Regions from separate parts of the Homo sapiens genome. Here region 2 is linked to region 1. Evidence: read pairs that join two places in POLR2A ChIA-PET (ENCODE). Cell type or tissue: OCI-LY7. All regions are shown on one strand. Each heading gives the region's core, and the rest is flanking DNA. Links, peaks and the distances in the headings are about the cores only. Region 1 overlaps SLC44A1 (solute carrier family 44 member 1). Region 2 has its middle 70 kb from the start of SLC44A1.

The links. ChIA-PET counts read pairs that join two places held together with the same protein. Peaks named below come from ENCODE experiments on the same cell type or tissue, not always from the same donor. Only the 100,000 strongest peaks of a DNase experiment are listed, where the experiment ranks them.
Region 2: POLR2A ChIA-PET joins it to region 1 with 5 read pairs; 3 of 35 experiments call an interaction of 5 or more read pairs at or near these places.

The regions. Positions count from the first base shown.
Region 1 is chr9:105,359,514-105,362,430 of GRCh38, reverse strand. SLC44A1 (solute carrier family 44 member 1) reads right to left here. Exons shown (of 16, transcript NM_080546.5): 8 at 1,101-1,240. Among named protein-coding and RNA genes, the nearest start is that of FSD1L, 87 kb to the left of the region's middle. In OCI-LY7, for the core only: CTCF peaks have their summits at 1,654 and 1,875; no DNase peak of the experiment used is centred there; H3K27ac peaks cover 1,300 bases.
Region 2 is chr9:105,173,261-105,176,177 of GRCh38, reverse strand. No RefSeq gene overlaps it. Among named protein-coding and RNA genes, the nearest start is that of SLC44A1, 70 kb to the left of the region's middle. RefSeq lists an enhancer at 2,342-2,917. In OCI-LY7, for the core only: no CTCF peak of the experiment used is centred there; no DNase peak of the experiment used is centred there.

The sequences.
Region 1 (2,917 bases), core at 252-2,751:
GGATCTGTGTCAGATTCACCCTTTGCCTCCTCCCACCCCCACATCCCATCTTCAGCAGCTGGCACAGCAAATTGTACCTAAAATGAGATTTCATTCATATTTTGTTGTAATATCTGTATAACAATAACTAACAAATATCTTTTGGCACCAATGGTTTTATGATGGCTTTATTTTTTGTTTCTGATGCTCAATAAAAAGCTTGGGATTGCTCTTAGAAGTAGACTGATTTTTTTTCTTTTTTCAGAGAGAAGACGATGATGAACCAAAGGTATACATATAAATTATTTAACCACATGTTAATTGGTAATTTTATTGCTTAATACCTAAGCAGCAAATCTCACACACACACACACACACGCGCGCGCGCGCACACACACGCACACACAAACACACATATATATTTTGGAGACAAGGTCTCACTCAGTTGCCTAGGCTGTAATGCAGTGACACAATCATGGCTCAGGTGACCCTCCCACCTCTGCCTCCCGAGTAGCTGGGACCACAGGTGCACACCAGCATGCTCAGCTGATTTTAATTTTTTGTGAAGACAGGGTCTCACTATCTTGCCCAGGTTGGTCTAGAACTCGTGGGCTCAAGTGATCCTCCCACTTCAGTCTCCCAAAGTGCTTGCATTATAGGCATAAGCCACTGTACCTGACCACACCTATATTTTTGAAATAACGCCATAAAGTTAAATGAAAAGTTTGAAAGACAAATGGGAAGATAATTAGCAAACAAGTAAATGGAATGATATATTTTTTAACATACTTTTCTACAGTAAAGGGAACCATTTTTAAAAAGTAATTATCTTATGACAATAAGAAATATGTTCTTGTAAGCAAATGGTAATGTAAATATTCTAGGTGAAAATCCTCTCTCAAAAAGCAGACAGGGTAGAAAAAATGTTTCATCAAATAGCACTCATCCATGAGGGAAGCCTTCAAGAGACTTTTTAGTGTTTCATACACTATGGCACAGAGATATTATCTACTGGAGATCAGGGTTAGGAATGCAAAAGCTAGATTTGAGTTTCTGCTCCATTAATGATCTCCTGCAAACAAAAACACAAAACCGAAAGACACGCCAAAGCCTAAACTCACTGTGAACACTGTAGCTGAAATGGCATAAATGAGGAGGGCCCGAAGATTGTCTTCAGCTATCTGAAGCTGCTCAGGAGTAACAGTTTCTTTGGGAGACCTTCTTTGCTTTGCATACAGCCACCATAGTACACCTGTGCCTCCTGGAGACAAAAGACCCAACTGTTAATGCAATAATTAGGATAAGAAAATGTGTAACATAAATTCTCAATTTTCTTGACCCTTCCTACAGATCATCATGGGACTAATGCAGTGACAATCCATTTGGCTGGGAAGTACATAGCTATAACTTTTTGCCAGCATAAAGAAAGTGTCCATTGCTCTATTATCATCCTCCACATTAAGCATTTATAAATCCTTCAGTGTATCAAATAAGCTTCCTTCAAATGTATTTATTATTGACTATGAAGCTAAGAGCGAGCCAGTAGAAACATACACCCCTGACAGGAATTGACCACAAAGAAAGAGCCTCAGCATTTAAGCTGAGGAGGCTGGAGGAAGGAAATAAGCATCACAGAAAACATCAATGAAGCTTAAAGAGGGCAAGGATCTTCTCTGTTGTACTCATCACAGATACCTCTGTGACTTGCACTGACACAGTAATGCAGTTGATTAAGTATTTGTACAATGAATAAATGCAAATCAAAAGAACAGTTCCCACCAAAGGGAGGAACAAAGAGGAAATCTCTGATAGTGGTGGGTGCTAGGGATAAGCATTTTTAAATCTCCAACACCGGTTGAGAGATTCAAAGAACCAGACTGAAGAGGGAGACAAACCTACCTCCACATATGAGAGCTGACTTATATACCTACTTTCAACCCATTCAGCATTTTGAATGCTACAGCACCTATTGTTCTAGCTGGAGATAGAACAGTAAACAAAGCCAAGTTCTTACTCTTGCTGTTCATGGAACTTATATAATAATAGGGAAACAAAAAAATAAGAAAACAAGGAAAAATACAGTATATTAAGTCTAAAGAAAAAATGATCTCCTGGTAAGAAGGATATAGAGTGTCTGGGTAGGGAAAGCTTTGCAATTTTATATAAGATGGGTAAGCAAGGCCTCACTGGTATTAGTAAGATGATATCTGAGCAATGGAATCAAAGACAGAGAGCAATCTATGACACTATCTAAGGAAAGAGTGTCCCAGGCAAAGTTCAAAGAGACTGAGGTAGAACCATGCCTAGTATGAGAGAAAGAAGACCATTGTGGCTACTGCAATGAGCAATGCGGAAAGTGGTAGAGATGTGGGCAGAGAGGTAGCTGCGGACCAGACCACACTGTAAGGCCTTGTAGGTCACAGTGAAAAAATGGATGATTCAGAGTAGAGACATGTGTGTGTGTGGCTGATATGATAAATGTCTGGGATATAAAAAACTGAAGCAAAGTCGATGTACATCAACATCTGCACTCAAGAGTTAATGAGATCAAAGGCAAATTCCATTACCTATTTGTTGGCAAATACCAAGTACAAATTTTCCATCTGTTGAAGAGGAGGAAACAAATCAAAACTACCAGAAATTGGTGAAAAACATTTTAGAGCAAGGGAATGTTTCCATTTTGAAGTCTTGCAGGCACAAGAAAATTGTCTGGAAAAATGTTTAATATATTCAGAAAATGGAAGAAAATATGTTTCCTACATACAGAAATGAATTATAGGAGAAAAGCTGAAGTTAAAAAAATAGAATGAAATTGAAATAATGATGTCAAGGAGGAAGCTGTTCACAATAGCCATGGTAGACAGTATTTATTATTAAAATTTAAATTTGTATTAGGAACTGTGCTAAGTCCTTTATAGATGTGATCTAATTTAATCAT
Region 2 (2,917 bases), core at 158-2,657, 190 kb after region 1:
TCCCAGGTTCAAGCGATTCTCCTGCCTCAGCCTCTCAAGTAGCTGGGATTACAGGCACCTGCCACCAAGCCTAGCTAATTTTTGTATTTTTAGTAGAGATGGGGTTTCACCATGTTGACCAGGCTGGTCTTGAACTCCTGACCTCAGGTGATCTGCCTGCCTCAGCCTTCCAAATTGCTGGGATTACAGGTGTGAGCCACCGCATCCAGCCCATTCCAAGCATTCTTCATCCTCAGACAGAGCCACCACTAGCTGGGACACTGCCAGTCATCGTGGCATAGGAAAGGAGAACACGGCCAAGCACTCACTGATTTTTAATCCTTCTTGTTTGGAAGTGTCACATCACCCTTTATGACTTTTATTGGCCAAAGAAAGTCATGGGGTCACTCCTCTGTTCGACAGGGTGGAGATGGTTTAAACCTCCTACCAGCAAGAATTCTGAAGAAGGGAACCCAAAGTATTTGGTGAATAGTCATCTGGTTTACTACAGGTGATGATAATGATAATAAAAGACCCCCTTGTGGGATGTCCTGACAACTGAGTTATTATTACACATAAAGAACTTAGAAGGGCGAGTGATGCAGTGATGCACATTTTTTTTTTCTGAGACAGAGTCTTGTTGCCCAGGCTGGAGTGCAATGGAGTAATATCGGCTCACTGGAAACTCCGCCTCCCAGGATCAAGTGAATCTCCTGCCTCAGCCTCCCGAGTAGCTGGGATTACAGGTGCATGCCACTACACCCAGCTAATTGTTGTATTTTTAGTAGAGATGGGCTTTTGCCATGTTGGCCAGGCTGGTCTTGAACTCCTGACCTCAGGTGATCCACCCACTGAGACTACAGGAGTGAGCCACCGCACCTGGCCACAGTGATGTGCATTGACTGTAACATGTGTTTGCTGTTATTATTGCTGACCATTATACAGGGGATTAGTGATGGAGCTAGTGAAATAGATCCCAGCTGTCCTAACTGAAAGGCAAAAAAAAAAAAAACCCTTGTATTTGTACTGAGAGCTATGGATCCACAGACAACCAAGGGCAAAACACATGTAAAAACTGTCATAAAGCAGGTTTTAAAAAGAGAGTGAGGAAGCTGAGGGAGAAAGGATAGAGGGAAAGTGAAGGAGAAAGAAAGAAGTGAGAGCGAGAGGGAGAGGGAAAGAAAAGAAGTAAAGGAAGAGGCCAGGCACGGTGGCTCACGCCTGTAATCCCAGTACTTTGGGAGGCCAAGGTGGGTGGATCACTTGAGCTCAGGAGTTCGAGAGCAGTCTGGCCAACGTGATGAACCCCCATGTCTACTGAAAGTATAAAAATTAGCCAGGCGTGGTGGTGCAGGCCTGTAGTCCTAGCTACTCAGGAGGCTGAGGCAGGAGAATCGTTTGAACCTGGGAGGCGGAGGTTGTAGTGAGCTGAGATCGCGTCACTGCATTCCAGCCTGGACGACAGAGTGAGAATCTGCTCAAAAAAACAAACAAAAAAAAAGTGAAGGAAGAGAGAGACACCACCCAGGGACAGAAACTTCAGGGAGACGGGGGACTCAATAACTCCTGAAGCACCATGGTAAGAAGCTAAGCTGCCTTTGTCAATTCCTTCTTTTGGTTTGGACTGGTCTTTCTAGTAGGCTTGTTTTGCCTTTCATTAAACTACTGATTTCCTTCTGCAGCTAGCACCTCTTCCTTTAATTGTTCTCATCAACTTGAGTCAATGGTGGATGGAATGGTCAGGGCACTCACTGAGAAAGGAAATTTCCCCCGGATTCTAGCCTTAGGTGATGAGAGCAATCCTGTCTCAGTTGTATTCAGTGCTGGGGTAAGATCAAGTTGAAAGTTAGGCTCAGGTAGAGGGCTGGACCGCTCTCTTCCCAGGCTCCCAACTGTGACACAGGGTGCAGTGGTAGAAGGTAGGGATGCTGCCTGAATGTGGGACAGGGGATTGTCCCTGAGTCTGCTTACTGGGGCCAATAATAAGAACTAACCTTCGAATATCATTATGTGTACAACACTACTAAGTGCTCACATCTATTAACTCATTAAATCCACAACTCTAGGCTGTATGGTATTGCTTCCATTTTACAAATGCAGAAACTAAGGACACATTGGCACGTAGCTTGCCTGAACTCACGCACACAGTTCACAGCAAGCAGCTGAGCTGGGATGTGAATTCTGGCAGTTTGCTCAGAATCCACGCTCTTGACAACTATAATGCAACATCCTCCTTTCTATTGCCTGCTTGGGGTCCTACTTCAATTTTTTGTGGCCTAATAAAGAGAGTCCTTCTTTTAGGTTCTGGACATACAAAACTTAGAATTTAGTTTGAGGGGCTCATCCTTTCCATGCTTATAAGCAAAGAAAGGATTTTTTGCTCATAAAAGAACAACTTACTGCTTTAAAAAAAATGCTGCTAATTATTATTACTTTGGCTTCATTTGCCATTAATTTGTCTCCAAGAAACACAATCAGCACAAACATTGAGAGCTTCCTTATAGCCTACCAGGAGAGTGTTGGTGGGTCTCAGCAAAGTGTTCCCTTTTGGGAGGTGGCTCCCCAGAGCCCTCGGACACAATCTGCTCCCAGATCCTCTCAAGCGTCAATCTGCACTGATTGCCTGTTCTCAACTCCCACAGGCAACCTGCCTCCTCTTGACTATCAATAGCTGTCACAGCCTAATTTGATTGCTGAGTCAGACAATCAGTCTTAATTGCCTGTTTCCACCTCCAGCTGTGTCTCTTGTGGGCGGAAAAGCCTCTCTCTTGGTGCACTGCCCTTCCCCCTGGATCAGAAGCCCAGGTAGCGGTCCAGGCCACCTGTAGGATCATCTGCAACTTCTGATCCCACAGGTTCCCCATTTTCCTGGGCTGGACCTGGAGGGAGGTGAGGGTTTTGTTCACACACTGAGTCTCTGCTATTAGCCTGTACACCA